Linked DNA regions of Homo sapiens: all the other regions are linked to region 2. A link is a loop called in an ENCODE intact Hi-C map of the cell type or tissue named here. Cell type or tissue: dorsolateral prefrontal cortex. All regions are shown on one strand. Region 1 overlaps ZBTB7C (zinc finger and BTB domain containing 7C). Region 2 overlaps CTIF (cap binding complex dependent translation initiation factor). Region 3 overlaps CTIF (cap binding complex dependent translation initiation factor).

Region 1 (8,000 bases), 630 kb before region 2:
CTTTACAAAATAAAAACAAAAGCCCCAACACCACTGGATTCCAATTTATTCATGTTTCCTTTTTTTTTTTTTTTCCTCTCTTTTAAAGTCTGGTTCAGCCCCAATCACTTGGCTGATGGGGGGGAACACGGGGGCACGTTGGCTGGTGGACATGGGCATGCTTCAGAGAAAAGTGTCTGAAACGAAGACAGGAATCTGAGAGGCGGCTGCCCAGGCAGATGACTTCTGAGAACAGAGGGTGTGTGTAGCAATCCTGCTGGCTGGAGTGGCATCCGGTGGTGTGAAGAATCAGGGGGTCTCTTCTGGAGAGTTGTGAGAGGGACAGAGTCTGTGCTCTTCTCTGGCCTTTTTGTTTGTTGTGTTTTTGCTCAGGAAAAAGCCAAGGCAACAGGAAGAGCTGAAGTCTCTTTGTGCCCATAGCACAGGGATTGGGGACTCCAGCCCTGGGCTCTCCCTGGGGACGAACCCTCCTCCTCTCTGGGCTGCTCAGAAACCAAAGCAAACTTGGCAAGAAAAGAGAGGGGAGGGAAGGAGAGAGAAGGTCAGGAAGGCACGGGGCCAGCAGAGCCTTCCTTTTCAGGACCTGCTGCAAATTCAAGAACCAGGAGAACATGTGACAACTCTAACTCACAGAGCCCTTCAAACCTCAGAGGCCTCCACCTCCCTGCACTGAGCCCTTTTGTCAAAAATGGGGAGCCAAATACTCCCACTTCATCCCCAGAGGGAGGAGGAAGGGGTTGAGGGGGTTCTCACACAGCAAAGGGGACCATCACTAGCAATGCCAAGGCCCTGAGGAACCCTCAACTCAAAAAACAAACAGATAAACCCTAGAAACCGGTGTTTTGTCTGTTGTCAGGAATCAGGATGAGGGGAGACTGTTGCCAGGTGTTAAGAGGTGGCCCCCATCTCTTCGATGTTGGCCCTGAGAGCCCCAAGACACTGCACAGCCTTGGAGGGGGCACTGGAGATGGGGGTAAACATTAAATAGCGCCCCCAGGAGTCCAGACATGAACAGCGGCCTGCAGGGAAGGTAGGGTAGCATTCTGAGTTCGCAGAGCTACCTGTGGGCTTTGCTGAAGCTCGGAAGCTCCCCTGATGACCTGATCTCTGTCTAGTCTGGCCATATTTCTCACCTATGCTAATATGCTAATATAGAGCTGGATGTGATAAAACTAAGTCCAGAAAGATAAACTGTTTCCCCATGGACTTGGGGAGTACAAAGCTTCTACCATCTCTGTGATTCTCTGGGGGGATAGGTGTGTATGTGTTTAGAGGTGGAGGGCGGAAACCTCAGTTACCAGCCCCTTCCATAGCCAGGTGACACTGAGCTACAGAGGGCTGACCTGTCAAGGTCACAGGACAGGTCAGGGAAGAAATGGCCCGGGCCTTCCAGAGCCTGGTTCCTGACTGGTTCCAGGAGGCCTCCCTGCCAACAGAGCATTTCTTTCTATGTGGCAGGTGGGTAGTTCTCAAAAAGACCCCGGGGCCACTGGAGACTGGAAAATGAGCCCTCAGAGGAGTGTTGGCAGAGACTTTGCCATAGGGGGTGGGGCTTAACCAAGGTGCATGCCCAGCCCCTACCTCCTCCTGCTGTGGCTGGCTGGGCACCAGGCCAACCACCCCCTGACCCCTCATGACTCACCCAGCTCCTAAGTGCCCCTGGGCACCCAGTTCTTTGTGGCATGGGCCGGTGCAAGTTTCTATATGAGAGCCAGAGAGACAGGGAGGGAGGCCCGGGCTCCTGGCCTTTTGGGAAAAGATGCCCGTCTCAGACCAGCAAAAGGAGGCAGCTGCTTTAGGAGCCCGGGAAAATGCCATCACTGATAGTATTATTATTATTTTCCCATTTTCCCTTTGTGTTTTTAAAATGAAAAGTTCAGATCCATGGGGTAGGGTAGAGTGGGCCTGGAGGGAGAAGGACTGGAGGGCTGGTGGGCTGGAGCCGACAGGGACCAGCCTAGTTGTTGGCTTCGGACATGGAGGCCACGTGGTTGAGGCCGGCGAGCCCAGGGAGGCCGGCCAGGCCGGCGGCCCAAGGGTCGGGCAGCGGGAAGTAGGGCCGCGCCGCCGCCACGTTCTCGGCCAGCGCGAAGGCCAGGAGGCCCCCCGCGTTCCTCTCAGCCTCCAGCTGCGCGCGCCCGAACAGCTTCATCTGTGTCTCCTCGAACTGCCGCTCCAGCTCTTGCAGGCTCAGGGCGCCCTTGGGCGCTGCCAGGAAGTGCTTGGCGGGGCTGGGGCCCGGGAGGCACACAGCTGCGCCGCCCAGGTGGCCGCCCACCTCGCCCAGCGCAGGGGGCATCACGAAGGCCGCCTTGTCGGGGGCCGGGCCGCCGGGCCCGAAGAGCAGGCTGGCGGCCCTCCACGCAGCAGGCTTGCGGCCGCGTCGGGGCCGTGCCATGCGGCAGCTCTGGCGCTTGATGTGGCGGTGCAGGTGGTCAGAGCGCGTGAAGCTCTTGTAGCAGAACTCGCACTGGTAGGGCCGCACGCCCGTGTGGATGCGCATGTGGTTCTTGAGGTCGTAGTTGTGCACGAACTTGGCGTTGCAGTGGATGCACAGGTAGGGCCGCTCCCCTGTGTGCTTCCGCATGTGGATTTTCAGCTTGTCCTGCCTGCAATGCAGAGACTGGGGGTCAGTCCCGCAGGGAACACCAGGAGCCATTCCTAACCTTTTGCTCCCCCTTTCTCCAGAACCAGCCGAGGCTCCCTACTGCCATGGAGTCAAACCCCAGAAATAGGTCTCATGCTAGATCTACCCTCAACTGCTGCCCCACCTTAGACAGGTATGGTTACTCACCTGGATTAAAGGGATGCGGAAAAAGCAGTGTCCTGAAAGCCCCACTCCCCCAAACTCCTTTTATACCCGAGCTCAGAGTCATGAAACTCCCACTCTATTAGGGGTTTATCTCACATACTGGGAAGATACTTCGCCAGAAGTCAGCATTTCTGACCTTAGTCCTCGGATAGTGCAGCGACTTCTGCTGATACTGGACTGCACTTTAATCTCATACCCACTCTCTCCAGGCAACCTTATGCTTTCCCTCCAGTTCATCTATATGCTTTGGCCCAAAGTCCCTGGTCCCATCCCAGCCCCCGGGCTATTGAGATCTGTCTGTGTTTGGCACTAATCTGGGAGGCTATAGAAGCTTGGGCACACCTTGTTCAAACCTCCTGCATGGTGGTTTCTTATCCTAAGCCTTGGGCTCTCCTCTTTGTCTGTAGACAATTTCAGGGTTTACAAAAGAGCCAGGTGCGAAAAGAATGCAGCCTAATCTAGGGCAAAACTTTGCAGGGTTTAAGTGGTATTATTCACAGGTAAGGTATGGTGTAGGGTGGGGGCGCCTGCACCTATTGGGGGTCTGGGAGCCTCTGCGCCAGCTGCAGACCCACCACCAACTTGCTGGTGACTTCAGGCAAGTTACTTAACCTCACTGCCCAGAGCTGAACCTGGTGCCAGACATCAATTCTCATTGTCCAGGGCTCATGGAAAGAACCTGGGTCTGTGTGAGCTAGATTCCACACACCTCCTGGTGGTCTTGACAGGAAAACTGATATCAGGGGGTTGTTTTCATAAACACTGAGCATTGGGTAAACCAGCTTAAGGTGGCTGAGGTATAGGCAGCTGGGCTGCAAGAATTCCTCTTGGGATAATTCGCAGCCTTCCCCAGTGGGGCCATAGGGGCCAGGAAGCTCTGTGTCTAGTCTCCTACTTCCTCCCTGCAGGTGTGGCTTGGGTGGAGCATCTGCCTATAATTTCAGGCTCTGCTTTGAGGTTAGAACAGATGTGGAGTCCAGGTGTCCTCCCTAAGATGGCCAGATTTAAACCCTGTTTAACGTAATCCTAGGACAGCAGGTGCAGGTCCTAGGCTCCTGGTGTCTCCTGGCCACTAGAGGTCTCACCAGCTCTCATTTTCAAAATGGTTCTCCAGGGGCAGAGCAGGAGAGAAAAGGACATTCCCATGAATACTGGCAGGCACTGTGAGAGGAGGATCAGAGAGGACAGATCCAGTCCTCCCACCTGTGCTCACAGGAAGGCTGGAGAGCCCCTGGGAGTGAGGAGAAGGGAAGTGGGGTCACCCTCTTCCCCTCCACATCCCACTGCTCCTGCCTTTTTTCAAACCCACCAGCCACCCCTAGGCTACATAGTACTCTGCTGTGATATCCCACCCCCTACCAGCATGCTGTGGTCTCTGTAACCCAGATTTCACCTAGATGATTGGATTTTTGAGGAGGAAGGGACTTCAGAGACCATTTAGGCCAGTGGGTCTCAAACTTAAGGATGCATTCGAACCATAATCAGGACTCAATAAAACAGTGCTGGGCCCTACTCCCAGAGAGTCTGATCAGTAGGTCTGGGATAGGGGAGAGGGACAAAGGATTTGCATTTCTAACCAGTTGCCACATGCTGGTGGTGGTGGTGGTCCGTGGACCCCACACTGAGAACCACCGGTCTAGGCAAAGCCTCCACTATGTAGGTGGGCAAACAGACCCAGCTGGGGAACTTGCCAAACTCACCCAGAGGGTCATGGCAGGCCCGGGAGTCAAGGCCTCTTTTCTCACCACAGCACTGTGACTGTGAAAATGGAAGTGTCGGGTGCCTGTACCCCTGGAGTGATGCAACTTCCCAGTCCTGAGGGATATGTCTTGGGCCTCCACAAATTCACCCAGGCTCTGATGGAAACACTGATGCTAGGTGGTCGGCTGGGCTCCCTCACCAGGCCTGGCAGAGGGCTCAGCTCAGAATCAGCTAAGCAGGGCTTTAAATGCATCATCTCATTACTCCTCACCACAACCTATGAGGTAGGTTTTTTTATTTTTATTTTTATTTTTTTGAGACAGAGTCTCACTCTGTTGCCCAGGCTGGAGTACAGTGGCATGATCTCGGCTCACTGTAACCTCCGCTTCCCAGGTTCAAGTGATTCTCCTGCCTCAGCCTCTCGAGTAGCTGGGATTACAGGCATGCACCACCACGCCCGGCTAATTTTTGTATTTTTTTAAGTAGAAACGGGCCTTCACCATGTTGGTCAGGCTGGTCTTGAACTCCTGACCTTGTGATCTGCCCACCTCGGCCTCCCAAAGTGTTAGGATTACAGGCGTGAGCCACTGTGCCCGGACAAGGTAGGTTTTTTTTTTTTTTTTTTTTTTTTTTTTTTGAGACGGAGTCTCGCTCTGTCACCCAGGCTGGAGTGCAGTGGTGCGATCTTGGCTCACTGCAAGCTCCGCATCCCGGGTTCACACAATTCTCCTGCCTCAGCCTCCTGAGTAGCTGGGACTACAGGTGCCCACCACTACGCCTGGCTAATTTTTTTTGTATTTTTAATAGAGACAGGGTTTCACCATATTAGCCAGGATGGTCTCGATCTCCTGACCTCGTGATCTGCCCACCCCAGCCTCCCAAAGCGCTGGGATTACAGGTGTGAGCCACCGCCCCTGGCCAGGTAGGTTTTTTTTAAGTCACTATTACACATAATTAGTAGCACTGACCCTTAGGGTCACTCTCAAACAATGGACAATATAAGTGGTAAATCTTCAAATGCCTCCCAAACTTCTCATTAGTGTATCTAAAAGAAGTCCCATTTTTGTGGCAATTGGTCCAAGGATGTAAGAAGTGCTGAGAAGGTGCCTACGATATCCTTTTATTGAACATCTGCTATGGGCAGGTAAATACATGACTTCATTGACCCTGGGAATTCATTATTCAGAGGCATATGGTATAGAGGTAGGGCCCCTCCAGGAGTCTGGGAGTCCCTGTTGTAGCTTCAGACCCACCACCAACTTGCTGGGTGGCTTTAGGCAAGTTATTTAACCTCTCTGTGCAGAGCTAAACCTAGGACCAGACATCACTTCCCATTGTCCAGGGCAGATGGAGAGAATCTGGGTTTGCGTGAGCTAGATTCAACACACTTGGTGTAATTTCCTCACTTGGACACAGGCAGAAAGGAGGCTCAAAGAAGTTAAGAGCTTCCCAAAGGTATACAGCTGGTGGGGGCAAAGGAACCTGGGGGGCTACCTGGCTGTGGTTTGTTTGTAAGCTATTCTGGGGATGAGAAAGGATGGATTTTCACAGCAGGGATTCCCAACCTGAGGCCTAAGAGGACTGCTGCAGAAAGGGCAGACCAGAACAATCAAGAGAGGGCACCGGTAGCCAGCTTTCTGCCTCTGTGGCCAGAAGACTGGGGTATGCCAATGGGAGGAACTCAGCCCTAGGCAGGAGCTTTCCCTAATGGAGACATTTGTGGGAATGGGGGCAAGGGGTGGGAAGAGTAGGCAAAGCTCATGATAAGCCAGTGCTGGAAAAAACTTCAGAGGATCATCTAGTTTACCAGGCATACTTTACCACATTCTGATTCATGGTCTGAGTCAGTGGGCCCAGTAAGTGACACTATTAGCAGTACACTTCTCAGGACCTTGAAAACACTGATCTAATTACTTCCAAGATAAGGAAAGAAAGGACCAAAGAGGGAATGGTGTTCTAGGGCCACACAGCCTCCTTCTTTACACTGACCTTTCCTGTGGATACTGTGACGTGCATTGGAGCTGGAGGTGGTGCCGGGCACACTCCAAGAACTAGATCAGTTCCCTTCCCTGGTCTGGGCCTTAGTTTCCTGATCTCTAAAATGCGGGTTGGGCTGCATCCTTGGGGCCTCTAGTGCTCCATGAGTGTATGCATCTGGGTAATGGGCTTCTGCCAAATCTCCTTCTGGAGTCTGTTTGGCTGGCTGGCTTCCTTGCTGCTTCACATATTCAATCTGCCTGTGGAAGCAGCGTGAGTTTAGCTGGAATATGTTCTAGCTGGAATCTCAAGAGCTGAGCTCTTAGTTACTTCTCTGTAGGAATGGAGGTCTGGCAGTTCCACTTAAAACTTCCCAAGGCCCCCTTGTCCAATGGCCTGTGTGCTCACTTACCCCTTAGCATGGCTTTCTGGGCTCTTCACAAGCTCACTGCCATCTCCTCTGCCAGCTTCCTGCCTGCCCCCCATGGTACGCTGCCCCACACTCTGGGCAACTCTGCATCTTTGAACACCTGCAGGTATGAACTGGACTGCCGGTCCCCCAGTGCACAGCCCACCACATTACAGGGTGGATGCCCTGTAAACCCTGGCTCCTTCCCCGTGTGTGCATGTCTTGTGCTTGGACACTGATGCTCTATCCTTAGGGCCCTCCCAGAAGGCCAAGCCCAGAGCCAGGGTGCCCCTTCCTCCCAGCCCTCTTCCTCCCAGCCCTCCTCCTCCCAGCACTCCTCCCTGCACGTGGCATGGAGTTCTGGTACCTGCTTTGATGAGAACCTGTGGGATGCTCTTTCGTACTCTGCACAACACACAACACTGAATGTAGATAGAGAGGAGGCTCACTGCGCGTTTGGTGACTGACTAGTGGTGCCAATTTCAGAACTCTCCGACTACAAATCCAACATGCTCCCCTCTGGCCCTGGTCCCCTTGTCTGCCATCTCGTTCCATCTCTCTGCATCAGGGACAGCCAAGGACATATGCACCCAAGCCTCGGTCTACATGCCTCCTTTCAGCCTGGAGAGCTCATCGTCGGGAAAGTCATGTGAGTCCTCATGAGCTCATTCCCAGAATCAAAGAAAAGGGCTGTGGGGCCTTGGCCTGAGGTCTGTGGCCTCCAGAAAGGCTCCCAATCAGGATAATGCTTTCCCAGCAGCCTCTACCTGGACTTCTTGTAACCCGATGGTTTGAGACACACTCTTCCTGCTACCACTGCTAATGCCATTACATTATCTTAATAGGGTTCCCAGAGCTGCCAGGAGTGGGAGGACTACAAAGAAAATAGAGGGAAGACAAAAGCCAGGCTGCTGGCTTATCTGGAGAGCAGGCAGCTGTGGGGGCACAAAGGTGGTCAGCATTCGGCTGGCACTGGAGGAGGCAGGTGGAGACTAAAAGGCACAGCCTTCGGGGTTCAGCGGAACTGGAAAGCGTGCCTTGTCAGAGAGTGACTGCGGTGCAGAGGTCGTCCATCCCCACCCAGGACGGTGTGCTCTATGG
Region 2 (8,000 bases):
TTCTGTTTTTCACCCCCAACATGGAGATGGCAGCAGCTGATCACAGGGCTGTTCTGCAGATGCACGGAAGGGTGGGCTTCCTCTGTAAAGAATAAACACATACATGCAGGCACAGCTTCTGCCCTGGCTCTTTCCCTCCCATCAGCTGGGAGCACATTTCCCTGACCCCAAGAATCTGGAAGTCCAGAGATTGGTGGGTCCCCCGCCAGGGATACTGCTTTGGAAATGCCCAAGTTTGCCCTGCCCAGTCACCTCCCTTAGCCCAAGGGTAGTGCCCCCTCCTCCAGGCAGAGAGGTTCCACCAGCTCTCTGCACAGGGGCATTGGCCCCCTCACAGCTGCTGCCAGTGACTGTTACTGTGACCTGTCCTCGCTCCCTGCCAGTTGAGGAGTAGTAGCCAAGATGCCAACCTGCAGGCCAGGAGGGAGATTTATGTGCCCATCTGCACTGCCCTTCAACTGCCTTCAAGGTGAATCACCATCTTCCTGGAAGATGCTTTGCACTTCTAGGTTTGGCCATGACCTTCTCTACATAGTTGCTCTCTCTTTCTATCTCTCCATCCATGTTTCTTACTCTCTAAGGGCCTTACGGGCCTCGGATCCTAGGACGGTAAATCATTCTTGACATCCTAATCTTGATTCAGTCTTTCAGCCACAGAGGCAGTAGGGTCGTGCTTCCTCCTGTTACAAAGTGGCATCTCCTCAATCAGTTGGCAGGAATCCAAGCTGGCCCTCCTGTGTGCCTGGCTTGGCCACTGTGGGGGCACAAAGAGAAAGAGGCAGTCCAGTGGAAAAGATTACAGTCTACTTGGGGAAGGTCTAACATTCATGTAAGAGAGCAGTGACCAAGAGGTGATCCACTGAAGCTGAATTTATAGGCGCCAGAGAACATTGGGTATTTAACAGATCAGGGATTAGGGAAGACACGTGTGGAGGAGAGGCTTCAGGTCACTGGGCTGAAGGAGGAAAATGAACTGCATGCTGAGTGAGGTCTGCAATAGATGCTTTGGAAGCAAGAGTTTTGTTTGCATGTATGATTTTTTTTTATCTTTGCTTTCTATGTTATTTTTGGCTGCTATCCCCAATGATAATTACATTCGAGGCCCAGGAGGGGGGTGTGAACAAGCCGGTCAACATCTCGGGAGGCAGGGGCTGTCCCCTTGGGGGTTGTGTGATAGAAGGTGAGTCTCTCTAGCTGACCTGGAGTTTCAGAGTTGCACTTGGAGCAAGCAGGGCCCCAGGAGTTGGAATGGGGAGGATGTGAGGCAACTCGAAGAAAAGGGAGAGAGGACGATCCTAGAACATTAGGGGCCACCTGCTTGGAGGACTGGCAACCATGCTGTAATTGATTAGTGATATCTGCCGCTGGCAGGAGAGGGGATGGTAGCAGCACGCATGCCAGTCAGAAGGAGCCCATCTACAGGGCATGGTATTTCATTCTGGGATCTCTTTATTTAAATATGAAGAATCTGAAGTCCAGACTGGTGAAGTGACTTTGCCGAGGTCACACAGTTTATTGACGCAAAAAGAAAACGCATGTTTAAAGAAGATGGTGAAAATCTCTTGCAGTATATGTCAGGAGCACTGAGCTTCCAGCTCTGGGGGACCCAGGGGGTCCCTGCCATCAAGGGCCCGCTATCTCCTGTGGGAGAGAGGTCACTACAGGAAATAGAAGTGAGAACTGCAAGAGGCCGGCTCTGCTACTGTAAGTCACCCACACAGATAGCAAGTTCAGGGCAGAGCGAGGTGACTGCAGTTTGGGAGGCCAGAGGTGCTTCCTGGCTGAGCCAATCTTTGACAGATGGGGCACATTCGGAGAGGGCAAGAGGGGAGCAAGGCCCAGTTGACAGGCCATGGTCAGGAGCAAAGGGGATTACGGGGATGGGACAGGAAAGGCATGGGGAGAAGCACCCAGGGCCATGGCGGCCCTGAATAAATGTGGCTGATCTGCTAGAAAGGATTGTGCAAGCTCTCAGGGCAGCCTGGAATGAGGAAGTTTCAAGTTACTTAGACCTGCAGGCTGTTGGTGCCCAGAGAGAGGGACCAGTGTTCATGTTATCAATGAGACCCAGGAAGGCTGAGGGACTTGCCCAGAGTCAGACAGCCCAGGTGGTTCTCCCCAGACAGTCCTCTTGTCCCTTCGACTCCATAAGCCCTCCACCTCTCCTCCAGGCTCTCATTACCTCCTGCCTCCTGTCTGTGGCGGCTGGAGTGCCTGGCCCCTTCTGCTTGGAGGCTGGACTGTCCAGCCTTCCCGGTTTTTGTGCCCTCTCCTTCTAGTTAATCAAAGCTGCTCGCTCTCTCTGTCTCTCTCTGGAAGAGAGATTGGTTTCCTCTTCCAGTTACTATCTGAGTTCTTTCACTATACATTCGTTAGTTTGCCTGTTCCTGAACATAATTGGTTCTCTTTTGCATCTGGGTTCTTTTGTTCCCTGTATGCTTGTGATATTTATTCATATTGCTGCATGTTATTTTACTTTGTTTGTGCTCACTGCGGTGTGATACTCCAATATGTGAACATACCACGGTTTATTTATCGAATCAGCTGATGACAGGCATGTGGGTGGTCTCCAGTTTGGAGCTGTAATGGCGGATGCTGCTGTATACGCTTTCTGTACATGTCTTTTGGTGAGCATCGGGCACATTTCTGTGTGTTTATACCTGGGAGTGAATTTCTGGGTCATACGGCGTGCACACGTTCAGCTCAGGTGGATGTGGAAGTATTGTTTTAAAGAGTGTGACGATGGAAACCAGATTGCAGGGGTAAGAAGGGCTGGAGGGCATCAGGTGCGGTCAGGGGTTGGAGAATTTGCCAGGGAGCTCACCAGCCAGAGAGCAGAGAAACCAAATCATAGAAGCTGCATTGAGTAAAGAGGTTTCTGTCTCTGGGGTGGGTCACATAGGGAACACTGGAGGATCGGCTCGACTCAGAGAAATCCAGTTGCTGGTGTAGCCTTGGTCGGTGGGGGCTTCTGGGGAGTAGGACTGAACTGTGAAGGAAGGCAGCCTCCATGGGCTCCCCAGTGGGCCTGGCTCTGCAGAGCCCCTCCCTGGGGAGAAGCCTCAGCCATCAGGCTGGCAGTGGTGATGGTGGCTCTGGGTGGTACAGAGCCCTTGCTGGGTGTGGAGGCTTTGAGGAGAGAGCCATGGGCCTGGGGCAGCAGGGGCCTGGACCCTTCTGTATACATCTATAAAACCTCAGTGAAACGAGGGCCTATGCCTGGGGGGAGGCCAGGAGACCCCCAGGCAGTCCCCTGACTCTGACTGGGTGCACCAGCCACCATACTCACTTGGGGGCTCACTCCAGCCCCCCAGCCCCTCAGGCCCTGGCCCCGTGTTCTCAGCATCCTGGCCGAGCAATTAATGTCAGCCCTTTCACCCCCATCTCTTCCAGAATGGCAGCAAAGACAACTCTCTGGACATGCTGGGCACGGACATCTGGGCGGCCAACACCTTCGATTCCTTCAGGTAACCTCCTCCTCCCTCCTTCCCTGTGGTGTGAGGTCCAGCCGGGGAAACTGGCTTCCTTGGGGACGGAATGAACGCTGATGGTTCATGAGCAAGAGGCAGAGAGAAGCAGAGTAGGGGATGTAGGAAGGATGGGGTGGAAAGAAGGCCGGAGAGAGGAGGCGGTGAGTGTCAACGGGAGACAGTGGAGGCATGGGGAGGGCCCCCGGGATGGGGCTGCAGAGGCTGGGCCCCGCTTCCCACTAGCCTGCCTCATCTACCTCAGGGTGGCCGGGTCGTCACTTTGAGCTGCTTGTCAGAGGCTGGAGACTGGCATTTGGCCCCTTGCTCTCCCTGGCCTTCCTCAAATGTGGGCACGAAAACAAACTCAGGTGTTGCAGAGGCCGCTGTGCAATGGGCATCAGGCCCACACTTGTTTCATAAGCATGCACTTTCCCACGGCAGGGTGAGGAAGGTGAGGGGTGGCACCTGGGGCTCCATTCTGAGTGGGGCTCCCCGCCTGGCCCCTGGCGGCTCCTTTCTGCGGATCTGCTCTGCCAGGTTCAGCCTGGCCCCCTGGTTCCGTCAGTAACTGGGCTGTTGCCCTCTTGCCTCCGTTTCTCACCCTCCCTCGCCCTCTAGTGGTGCCACCTGGGACCTGCAGCCGGAAAAGCTGGACTTCACCCAGTTCCACCGCAAAGTCCGACACACGCCCAAGCAGCCCCTGCCACACATCGACCGCGAAGGGTAAGGGGTGCTGGGGCTCTTACCCAGGGTGGGGTGGGGCAGGGGACGGGAGTGGCCTTTGCCTCCACAGGGAGGCTGCTCTGCTGCACAGGGGACTCAGGTGGCTGATGCCCCGGGATGCTCTTCTTATGCGTCCCAGAGCTGCAGGCTCACTGGCTTCTCCTGGAATCCCTCCATTTCCCTCTGCCCAGCCCCCTCTAGCCATGCCATCCCCACCTGCTCCTGATGACCCACAGTGGCCCTGCTTGTCAGTAATCCACGCCAGCGCAGCAGAATCACCTGGGCGGTGGCACAGAGGACAGGCCCACCCCAGAGTCTGTGATTCCGTAGGTGTGGACTGAGGCTGTGTGTTTCTTTCTTTTTTTTTTTTTTTTGAGACGGAGTCTCGCTCTGTCGCCCAGGCCGGACTGCGGACTGCAGTGGCGCAATCTCGGCTCACTGCAAGCTCCGCTTCCCGGGTTCACGCCATTCTCCTGCCTCAGCCTCCCGAGTAGCTGGGACTACAGGCGCCCGCCACCGCGCCCGGCTAATTTTTTGTATTTTTAGTAGAGACGGGGTTTCACCTTGTTAGCCAGGATGGTCTCGATCTCCTGACCTCATGATCCACCCGCCTCGGCCTCCCAAAGTGCTGGGATTACAGGCATGAGCCACCGCGCCCGGCCTGAGGCTGTGTGTTTCTAACAAGTTCCCCAGCGGGTGCTGATGCTGGTCCAGGGACCACACTTGGGGAGCAGCTGGTGTCATGCCTGATTTTACACTGGCTTTTCTCACCCTCTATGACTTTGTGTGGCAGGGTTGCCTTCCCTTTTCAAAAGTGGTGTCACAGCCTGGGCAGACCTCAGGACGGGAATGTGACTCCAGCGAGACACAGAGGTGTGGGACAAATGGCTGCTCCTTCTTTTATAGTTTTATATAATTTTTAATGAGGCAGAATTCCCATACCATAAAATTAACCATTATAAAGTGTTCAGTCCACTGGCATTTAGTATGCTAGACCTGTTGTGCAACTACCATGTCTATCTAGTTCTGAAACATTCTCATCATCCCAATATAAAACCCCATACCCACTAGGCAATCATTCCCCATCCCATCACCACCCCCAGTCCCTGGCAACCACCAATCTGCTTTCTGTTTCTATTAATTAATCTATTTTGCATACTTACAGAAACAGTCATATGTGACCTCTTGGGCCTGGCTTCTTTCCCTTGGCATAATGTTTTTGAGGTTCATTCATTATAGCATGTAGCAGAACTTTATTCCTTTTCATGGCTGAATACTAGTCCATTGTATGGATATACCACAATTTGTTTACCCATGCATCTATCAATCCTTACTTGAGTCATCTCCACCTTTTGGCTATTGTCAAAAATACTGCTGTATCTTTTTGAGTCCTTGCTTGTAATTACTTGGGTGTATACCTGGGGTGGAATTGCTGGGTTGTATGGTAATTCTGTTGAACTCTTTGAGGAGCTGTCAAACTGTGTTCCATAGCAGCTGAATATTCTGCATTCATACCAGCAATGTATGAGATTCCAATTTCTCCACATCCCCACCAGCACTTGTGTTTTTTTTTCTTTCTTGGTTTTTGTTTGTTTGTGTTTTATTATGATACTGATGACCCTTACTTTTCCTTCCAGCCCTCCCCTGCTCACTCTTGTCTCCCTTTCACTTCAGGTCTAAGTATTAGTGACTTTACTGGACACTATCCTACATCTCACATGTCTTCCTGCTGCTATATTTGTCCCACTCAACCTCTCCTCTTGGCAACATTGGTCCCATCATAGTGTAATGAGCAACAACCCGTGGAAAGAAATGGGCTCATTCCTACTTTAGAGATGAGGAAAATAACACTCAGAGAAGCAAAGTAACTTGCCTGAATAACAGAGCCATCATTTAAGGCCAGGCCTTCTGACACCATCCAACCCCTAGTTCACCACATCAGGGTATTCTTAACCTCCTTAAAATTTTCTGCAAATTTGTATGTGTGCATGCACACGTGTGTGTTGCTGGGGAGAGGCCCATCACTTGCATCCGACTCTCCCAGGAGACACCAGCCTCTCACACGCCTCTTTTTCATTGCCCTCCCTGTTGTGGGTTCCATTTCTCTTTGGGTGAAGAGGGAGAGATGGCTTTGCGCATGGAGGCACTGGTTAAGATGGAGCATAGGAGAGACACAGCTGCAAGGCTCCCGACCCTACCTTACCCCATCCACCCTGCTCACTGCCTGCTCAGCCCACTCATTCAGTTGCAGGGAGGCCATGCTCCTTCCAGACTGCTGAGCTGCACAGGGCTGGGCCTCCACACTTCTGTGCTTAGGAAGGATGGCCTTACCTACCTTTCTCAGTGGGTCAGCTTCAGGAAGGGGTTGTGAGCAAAGGTGATGCTTGCCCAGTGTCCTGTTGCAACAGTGTAGCGGAGCTTGGGTATGCCACAGGAATAGGAGCAGGATTTTGCTTTTCTCAAGTTCAGTGTAGCCAGTCTGTCACTAGACCTGCTGGGTCCCTGCATGGTGCTGGGTACCAGGAAAGTAGACACACACACACACACACACACACACACACACACGAGTATACAATACAGTCCCTGCCCAGAAGGACTGTTTATTCTACTGGGAAAAGGAAATATGAACCTATTCATGATGGAGACTGTGTAGGGGAAGAAAGACTAGACTATGCGGTGTAGACATACAGACTAGACTATGCAGTGTAGACATATAGACACCATAAAGACATATATAGACAGGTATAAAGTGTGATGCCTGGTGCAGGGTTAAATAAAGTCAATGCAAAAGGGGTTAGAAAGGAGAGCACTTTACAGGTTGAACCATCTGGGAAAGGCTTCAGGAGGGAGACTTCCCTGGGCAGCTCCAGTCTCTCCTGTGTGCCCCGGGAGCACATAGCTGGTGACGTCAGTGGGGACACTGAGGCCTGGGGAGATCGAAGCGATGGTGCTGCCTTATTGACTACAGGTGCCCAATGGGGCCTGCATGTTGAAGGCAAGCTTGCCAAAGTGTCTCACCAGTCCCCAGAGATGAACTAACTTCCTAGCAAAAAAGCGATGAATAACTATGAAGGAGAGGAATTCCCCTTATGCCGAGGGACTTTGTCCCTTCTGAAGCCAGAGTAACCAGCCACACCTGTGTCACCAGCTGTGGGCCTAAATTCCTCGGCCAGTCTCACTTTCTCACCAGGAGCCTCCAGATTTGCTGAGAGTCACCTGGGGTCTCCCATGGATATCTGGCTCACTAGCCAAAGCCTGTCACTCCCAGGTTCCCAGGGAGTCTGAGTGCAGTGTCTGTGGCCACCTCATGGCCAGACCAGGAACTGTGACCCCCTTAGAGTCCTGCTGTAGTGGGGACACACTCCATGCGCCAGCCACTGCAGCCTTCCTGGGATGCAGGTACCACTCAGTTGCCAAGGCTCCCTGCAGCCTGTGTTTCCATGGAGGGACAGAAATCAGAGAAGGCTGTTGCCTTGGAAACCCTGTTGGCAGCAGTGACTCAGCTGGTCTGTAGCCACCTTCAGCCCTCCAAACCTGCAGGCCTCTGGGGAGATCTGAGCCCTGACGAGGGCAGGCCTCGTGGGACAGCAGCCCTCCCTGCAGGCCTCCACCTGCCCACCCCCAGGGGCGCTGAGGCGAGAACAGAAAGCTGTGTTTGGAGTGTGCTAGGCTGGTGCCCAGCGTGTGCTTGGAGCTCAGTGCATGCGAGAGAGTCCTGAGGTGTGTTTTACCCACAGGAGACACTGGGGAGGTGGTATCAGCCATTCTAGTCAAGCCAAGTCCCCAGTGCCCTCCTCCCCTATGGCC
Region 3 (8,000 bases), 120 kb before region 2:
ACGCATTTAATAATTTGCTGTTGGTGAATGGATAGCAGCTGTGATACATCCAGTTTCTACCAGAATCATATGTGCATATAATAAATGTATATGGTATGCCTGTTCATGTAACACTTACCTGTGTTTGTATGGCTGTGTTCATTGAGTCTTTATTGAATTCAAGGAGCAAAGAACTTATACATGCCTGCATGGATTTCTCAGAATTCATGCATGTGAAGGCTGTCAGACAGCCTGGAGGGTTATTAAGTTTAGCCAACTAATCAATTAATTAACCATTCACTCAATATGTACTGGGCACCTACATGTTTGTGTATCTAGAAGTGCATACAAAGAAAACTTAACAAATGTTAATTAAGTCCAGCAAATGTTTATGAAGCACCAGCCTCACTTAGGCCAGATACTCTGCTTCTCTACAAAGATAGTAGAGCAGAGATAGTTAAGTTGCAATGCAATAACACAGCCTACAGGAGGGAACAAATCATAAATATTTTAGAGCAGTCACCCTGGAACTTAGTTTCACATATGTTGGTTTCAAGGGGCCCAAGATGCCAGTTCTTATTCTAGAGCAAATGCAGAAGGAAGCGATGGGGAAAAAACACCTTGATAGCCTTGTTACCCTGAACTTCAGGCTGTTTGCAACCTCCCGGGAGGGCCCAGAGGTATGTTCTTCTGTGGAAGTTAGGCAGCTGATGGAAATTACCCTGAAGCCAACCAACAGGTTTCTGGCGACACGGAGCTAAGGAGATGTTCTCCGTGGTCCCGCCCCAGCTCAGATGTGCTGTGACTCAGGGACAGGCTGTGGCTTTGGTCAAGGTCTCACTCAGGCCCTGCCTGGGTGTAGGAGTTTCTGCCTTACAGGTCTGTGTAGGTGTGTTAATACAAGTCTGCTTTTTATCTAATCCCAAACTCACCGTCTGGTCCCAGATATTGTCCTCTAATTTCATTTCTGTTTTGGGCTCCATTGCCCTTGTTTTAAGGTTATGTTGTTTGCAGCTCAGGTCATGAAGGAGGAGGCAGGAGATGGGTGGTTAGGTTGGAGAGAGAATCCTGAGCCCAGATAGAGAACAGGAGGTACAAACATGCAGGCAAATTGCAGTTTCTGAGAATTCTCCACACGTGGTGGCATTTCTGCATAACTTACCTGATAACACAGCCCCATTTGATGTCCTTGGCTTGGCAGGGGGAGGGGGCGTCTACCTCTGGGCCTCACTGCTGACTCACCGGCACCCTGAGCTCAGCTGCTTCCTTTCAGGTTTGGGTTTTCTTTTGCCCCTGCCTCCCGCTGTGTGCGGTTTAATTTAGAACCTTGCTATAATGGTGGCCTTCTCCCTGTGTTAGCACCGTGCTCTCAGCATGCCTCTGACTTTGGAATTAAGGCCAGAGCTGTGGTTCACAACGGGGTGAGAACAGACACATCCTTGGATCTCCGGCACCCAGAGCTGGGGAGGACTTTGAAGATGATCTGATCTTCACGTGAAGACCTGAAGCCTAGGGAAGTGGAATGACTTGCCTAAGGTCATGGTGAGCCCTTAGCAGAGTGGGTAAAAAATCCTGGAATTTGAGATTTCATCCAATCTTCTTTCTATGTACCGTAATGCTTTCTGGAAAAAAGTTAGGTTCTTCCCAAAGAGTGAGAACTCTTTATCTTCTTCTCTCCTGTCTTCTGGTTCTGGGAAGGGCTCTGAAATTCATTTGACTTCTCTTTCCTTCACAACTGGCCCTTCCTGCCTTATCTTCATCTTTGGCATTCATGAGCAAATGAAGGTCTGTATTTGGGAAATATAGGGTGTCTTGGTGTCCTACAGTGCTCTTAAGCTTGGTCTGTGGCTTTCTGGCCCTGAGGCAGGGTCCTCAGGAACCTTTTGGAAGTGTTTGCAAAGCTGGGATGCGTGTGTACTTTTCTAGGAAGAGAATCTACAGATTTCATTTGATTCTCAACTGACTCAAGTAAGGACAAAACTACTGGTAGGGAGAAGGACAGAAAGGTTGGATAGTGGTTGGTTGACACTGGGGCTACTTTAATACGCTGCACTTGATTTGGCTTTACAGTTTGCAAACTATTTCACACAAATTATCCCATCTGCCTTTTATAATAGGTGGTTATCGTTATCAGCCTGTGAGGCAGTTGTTGTTATACCCATTTTGCAGAGCAGGAAGCTGAGCCTTCATGGTTAGTGGCATGCCCAAGTCACGAGTAAGCAGTAGAGCAGGGATATGAACCCTGACTTCAGACTTCAGGTCCAGTGCTCAGGGCTGAGGTGGCTTGCTGTCTGACATCATTATGATGAACAGAAAGCCTTGAACTTCCCAGAGCTTCTTAATGCCTACTGTTCACTCATATTCGGCCACAGAGCCAGACCCAAATGCTCACTTACCCAAGGGGTAGGGGAGATAAAGTATGGGAGGCAGTTACCATAGCAACGATCTGTAGAGTGGAGCCAGTTTGGGATGGTTTCATGGATGAGGTGAATTTGGGAGTAGGCCTGGGTAATGGTGGAGGAGGTTTTAGGCTGGGGCAATGGCCCAAAAATGGTTAGGGGGCAACTAGGTGCTTGGGGTGGGTAGAACAGACCTAAGAGGTTTACTTGATCATCCTGCAGTCGGTGCGAGCTTCACAGTAGTTGTCGGGCTGCTTTTCTATGCCTGTCTTTGTGCTAGGCCCTGGGGCTATGACAGTGAACAGGTACAGCCCCCTGCCTTCAAGCAGCCAGCTTTCTAGTGGGAGAGACAGATGCATAAACAGTTCCATTCAACGTCATGTGGGAAGTCTAGGTAGAGAGAAGCCCAAGGCCCTTACAGCGGCACAGACAAGGGGCAGCCACCTGCTCCGGCCTCAGATGTCAGGGAGGGCTTCCTAAAGGAGACGGCTCAGGAGCTGAATCTTAATGGATGAAAAGGAACTGGCCAGGAAAGGAGATGGGAGACGGGCATTCAGGGAGAAGGCATGGCGTGCGCAGGGTGTGGAGGCATGAGGCTGCCTGGGTGTAGGAAGGAACCGCAAGCAGTGAGGTCAAATGCAAAGGCGGAGATGCAGACAGCGCTCAGAGTGGAGGAGCTTTGTAAGCCTGGTTTCAGACCTTGGCTTTTAGCCTGCAGGTAAGGCATAGAGGAAGGACTTTAATCAGAGAGGTGTACAGCCTTGCTTGGATCGGAAGGGAACAGGACTGGGAGCCAGGCGGCCATGGGACTGGTGAGGCAGTAACAGGCTCTCCACGGCATCCAGGTCATAGGGGGTGAGACCTGGAACAAGGGCCATGCATCTAAGGATGGACCAAAGGTCATACATTAAAATTAGTTGGGAGTAAAGTCCGCAGTGATTACTTAGACTTGGGGGATAAGGGAATCATCTCAGTGGCTCCCAGGTTTGTGGCCTCACTGACTAGATGGACGGCAGCTCTTAACTCAGGTGCGAACTTCTGGTTGCTGGAGCAGGGTCTGCTGGGGTTGGGGTGGGAGGGAAGATCATGGTGAGTTCAGTGCTCCGGTATTGAATTGGAATTGCTGGTAGGATAGTGGGGTGGTGCTGCCCTACAGACAATGCACTGTGCAAGCTAGAGGCTGCAGAAGTGTGTGCCCAAGCTGAGCCCTGGGAGCGGGGAAGCATTGGCCACTGAGCGTAACCACGGTGAGGGCTGCTGTAGACAATGAGAGCAGACCTCTTCCTCCCATTGTCAGATAATCCTTTGTCATGCCGGCCGCTGTCGTCAGGGAAGCCAGGCGGGGATGCTGTGTCATGCTGGAGGCCCAGCTGGCAGAATCCAGCGACAGCCAAGAGCGTGTTTCAGCTGGAAGCATTAGAGTGAGTTAGGGGAGAGGCATTTCGCTTTTTAACATCCACAGTGAGCAGAGCCCTGTCCCAGCCCCTTGGAGTGTACAGAGTGGGGAAGCCCTGGAACCTGCTTCCAGGAGCAGGTAGTTTTGTTGGGGAGAGAAGATATGAACATATGAAGCCACTAAAAAGCTGTAACAACCCCAGGGAAGAGTGGAATGCAACTTAAATAGAGTGTTGCAGATCCCTCTCTTCCTGCCATACTTCATTTTTATAGAGCTGATGTGTTTTAGGCAAACGTCCAGTCTTTGCATGTTTGAATTCTCAGAACCGACAATAGTGCCTGGCACATTGTAAGTGTGTGTTCAGTCTATGTTTGTGGATCTGCAGGGATGTACCCAGAGTTAGTCGTCTGGGGTGGGAGGTCAGTCAGGGAAGGTTTCCATAAGCACGTCCAAAAGGGGCATCCCAAGACTGATTTAGAATACTTTTAGTACCACAGTGGAGTAAAAATCTTGAAAACCTTCCAATGACAGAGCACCTAGAAAGGCTGTGTAAGCTGTAGCTAGCGTCCTTTCAAAGAAGAGCTAAGCTCATGGAATGTAAGGGAAATCCCCAGGGATCTCAGGCAGTGTGGACGGTGAGCTCCAGCTGAGGCTCGTCTAGGCCTGGGGGTTGGGAGAGGTGTTGAGGGGTGCTTCCTGGCCTCAAAGCCCAAGGGTTTGAGTCGTGACTGCATCTCCTCCGAGACTAGAGATGATACCAGGAATCAAGAGCCCTGCCTAAAACAGGACCTGGTAAAAGTTTGCATGCTGGGAGAAAGGATGGACTAGACAGCAGCCCGTCCGCATGGGGGATGGAAAGTGGGTGTGCTGCTTTTTGTCTTGACCTGGATGTGAGGTGGAGAAAAATCTTCCCTAGAAATGTGAGACCTCAGGCCTGTTAGAGCTTTGAATGTCCACTACACATGTGGTCCAGGAGGCCCTCAAGAGAGAAATTAGCATGTAAAGACTTGGGGGCCAGTGTCTTCCTGACTGTGAGCTCTAGGGCATCAGGGGCCTGGGGAGAGTCTGGGGCTCTTTGCCCTTTGCTGACTTAAATCTCCACCTTGGGAGATGCTTTGCGATCAGGGCAGGGTAAGTGAGGGAGGAGAGAGAAGAGAAAGGGCAGAGGTGCCCCTCGGTAGGAACCTTTTAAAAGGGCCTTGGAGACAGCTGCACAACTCGGGGAGGCATGTGCAGGATGGCAGAGAAGGACAGTTCCATCCAAGCCTTCATCTCTTAGGAAAAAACTTCAGATGAGCCCCGTCTAGGAAGCCCAGAACATTCTCCCTACTGCATACTCAGGTCAGGTTCTTACAGATAAGGTTTCTTTCCAGGGTCCCCTTAAGGGTGCCCTGTGCAGATTGCAGTTGCTACTGGTCCTCTAGACTGGGCACTACATTGTCTTCCCATGCTCAGAGTCTTTAGTTCCTACAGTTTCAAACTCAGGAGACATCTTAGAGGTCATCTGGTCAACCCTCCACCTGGTGTGGGAATCCTGACTGCAGCAGCGCTTGGTTCCAATGTGCTTGCTGCTTGTGGCCGGGAGTTTATTGCCTTGGAGGCAGCGCCTTCCCTTATGTTATAGCTGGAAAGGCCTTGTACTGAGCTCTGGCCACCCTCCTCGCTGGCCATTTTCACCCATGGCCCCTGCAGCTGTTGTGAGAGATGGTTTCTAGACCTTTCACCATCCTGCTTGCTTCTGCTGGAAGGGCCTCCATTTGTCAAGCTGAGATTCTGTGAGAATCCAGCCAACTTCTGTCCTAACTTACTTCACACAGAGGCAGCTTTTGAAGATAGATGTGAGGGTAGCTGAGCCGGCTGCATAGGCGCAGTCTGTGATGGGGGAGTTCTGAGAAGCTTTGGCTCGGTGCTTTTCGGATGATCATGAGAGAGGCAGCAGCACCTGCTGCAAGTTCCTTCCTCCGACGCCCAGAATACATTTCAGCTTATAAGTAAGTAACTTGGGAATCCCATGCAGGGAGCTGTGTGGAATTTATTGAGTGCAGGGAGTTTATTGAGTGCCTGTTAAATGCCAGGCACAATGCTGGGCGCTCTCTGTGTGCCTCGCTAAATGAAAGTAACCTCTCTGAGGGAGACAGAGAGGCAGAGATATGGTAATGCCTAACTGTAGTTATGACAATTGAGCCCTGAAGGGATTCAGAAAGAATGTGTGTGGTTCCATCCAGAGTGGGTGGAGCTGACACATTCCCCATGCTGTTCCCTTATAGGGCCTTCCCCTGGGGTAGGCAGTATCATGATCTCACCAGTAGCTGGGAACACACAGGCCTGTCCCACACTCTTGGGGCATTTGCTGAGATACTTACACGTTTGAACCATGAGATCAAGAAAGTGACCTGCTAGAGAATTCACATCTTGGCATGTCACCAAACAGGCTGGTGTTTACAAGCAAAGTATTTTTTACAGCATGCGGTTTATCTGTCTCCGGTATCTACCTACAGTACCCTGGGCACTCTCAGGAAGCAAAATGTCTTTCTGTTCCTCCATCTCCTTGATGCTTGGCATCTGTGTGGGTCACATATTCAGCAGATTGGGTAATAAAGAGCATGCGTTGCCTTTGCAGCAAGGTTGCATCAGATGGCTGGACGTGCCTGGATGTGCTCTGCCACTGGCATGAAGGACCCTGTGCAGACAAGGCCAATAGTGAAGGTCAGGGATTCCGAGAAAGCACCCAGTTTCTCCTCTTCTCCCTCTAAAAATGGTTTCTTCTGCCCACATTCTATTGATTTGCCTTAATCCTTTTAGCTGTTAACCTTTGCCTCAGTTTAGTGGACACACATGGTATCTGCAGTGGGTCTGGCTCTAGGAGTGAGGTGAGATGAATTGAGGTAAGCCTGGCAGGGTCCCTGCTGCCCATCTGCCCATCTTGCTGGGGAAGACAGAATAGCCTTGCGCTAGTGTAAGGTGGTAAGTATGGGGTCAGGAGAATGAAAAGGGTGCCAAGGCAGCCAGAAGTCGGATGACTGTGAATTTTTTTTTTTTCCAATGGATAATCATGCTGGGACACAGATATAAACTGAGGTTGTCCTGGGTAGGTGAGGGCTTATGGACACATGGGCCAGGGAGGGCGTATGCATGTGGGTCATACCTGACACTATTATCAGACACTGTTATCAGTCATTTATACTGCAGGGTGCACATAGGGGTGATGGGGGAGGTGCTCGTGCACAAGAGGAATTGGCAGCTGTTTCCTTCCTTTGCTTAGAGGACGTAGGGGAAAGCATTATCTGTGGGGACTGAACTCAGAATTCAGATGGGGCTCAGTTTACAGCCACAGGGTTCTATCTTATATCTCACCATGATCTCAGTTTGGGGATTGGGGTGGAAGTATGGACAGATGAAAACCATCGGGCTTGTGGGATGTTATTGGCTACAGGTAAAAGAACAGTGTACTAACGATGGCTTTAAAAACAAGGTGTTTCAACTCAGCCAGAAGTCTAAAGGTAGGAGCTCTAGGGTTGGTTCATTCAGGGAGTCAGCGATCATTTCAAGGACTCTGTCTAACCTAGGCTGCCATCTTCAGCACATTGGCCTTTGTTCTCAGGCCAGTCCCCTTATGGTCATAGCATGGCTGCCACTGCTCCGGGCATCATGTTCTCACATAACTGCGTCCAAAGGCAGGCAGGAAGGTTAGATTCTCCTTGTCTGTCTTAATTTGTCAGGAAGGGAAGCCTTTCCCAGAATTCCCCTGCTGAAGATTCTATCAAGGCTCCTTGAAGAGAAACGGGTCAGTACCCATGCCTCCGCTCCAGTGGAGGAGGAGAAAGCAAGTCCCTGGTGCTTTCGCCTCATCTAGAGCAAGAGGCAAGCTGTGTTTGCAAGGAAGTGGGGAAGGGAGCAATGGTTGGCTAAGCAAAGAGGAACATTTACTTCACCAAGTTTCAAGATGTTTTTATTTATTGGGGGGGAGTTAGTGAATTAGCTTTACTTTTTTTTATATCTCAATATTGTTGAGGTTTTTGTTTGTTTGTTTGTTTTTTTAAAATCTCACCCCCTAGTTCTGGCAACCACCAACCTGGTTTATATCACTATAGGTTTGCCATTTCTGGTAATTATTACTTCTTAAGCCACAGGTAATGCTGGTGCATAGGATCCCAGGTGTTCCATGGATGCCTTTTTTGTGGTCCCAGGACATGGGTTCTGTGGTCTGTTCTCCCAGCAGCTCCTCC

What was found. A loop is a pair of places that touch in the nucleus more often than their neighbours do. Peaks named below come from ENCODE experiments on the same cell type or tissue, not always from the same donor. Only the 100,000 strongest peaks of a DNase experiment are listed, where the experiment ranks them.
Region 1: a loop joins it to region 2, with 3 times the contacts of the local background. A loop is called at or near these places in 7 of 110 quality-filtered maps.
Region 3: it touches region 2 in a loop (4-fold over the local background); 49 of 110 quality-filtered maps call a loop at or near these places.

The regions. Positions count from the first base shown.
Region 1 is chr18:48,027,303-48,035,302 of GRCh38, forward strand. ZBTB7C (zinc finger and BTB domain containing 7C) reads right to left here. Exons shown (of 5, transcript NM_001318841.2): 5 at 1-2,609. The coding sequence ends at 1,958. Among named protein-coding and RNA genes, the nearest start is that of SMAD2, 100 kb to the left of the region's middle. In dorsolateral prefrontal cortex, CTCF peaks have their summits at 3,887 (motif pointing right) and 4,086; DNase peaks (open chromatin) are centred at 201 and 3,893; H3K27ac peaks cover 1,155 bases.
Region 2 is chr18:48,660,359-48,668,358 of GRCh38, forward strand. It overlaps CTIF (cap binding complex dependent translation initiation factor), which reads left to right. Exons shown (of 12, transcript NM_014772.3): 4 at 3,394-3,467; 5 at 4,089-4,193. Among named protein-coding and RNA genes, the nearest start is that of MIR4743, 6.2 kb to the right of the region's middle. In dorsolateral prefrontal cortex, CTCF peaks have their summits at 4,092 (motif pointing left), 4,291, 7,506 and 7,709; DNase peaks (open chromatin) are centred at 3,863, 4,103 and 7,633; H3K4me3 peaks cover 1,340 bases; H3K27ac peaks cover 3,363 bases.
Region 3 is chr18:48,542,186-48,550,185 of GRCh38, forward strand. The region is part of intron 1 of CTIF (cap binding complex dependent translation initiation factor); the gene reads left to right. Among named protein-coding and RNA genes, the nearest start is that of CTIF, 7.2 kb to the left of the region's middle. RefSeq lists enhancers at 366-1,142, 1,143-1,917, 2,436-3,001, 7,709-8,000. In dorsolateral prefrontal cortex, CTCF peaks have their summits at 3,653 and 3,852; DNase peaks (open chromatin) are centred at 3,716 and 5,646; H3K4me3 peaks cover 855 bases; H3K27ac peaks cover 3,394 bases.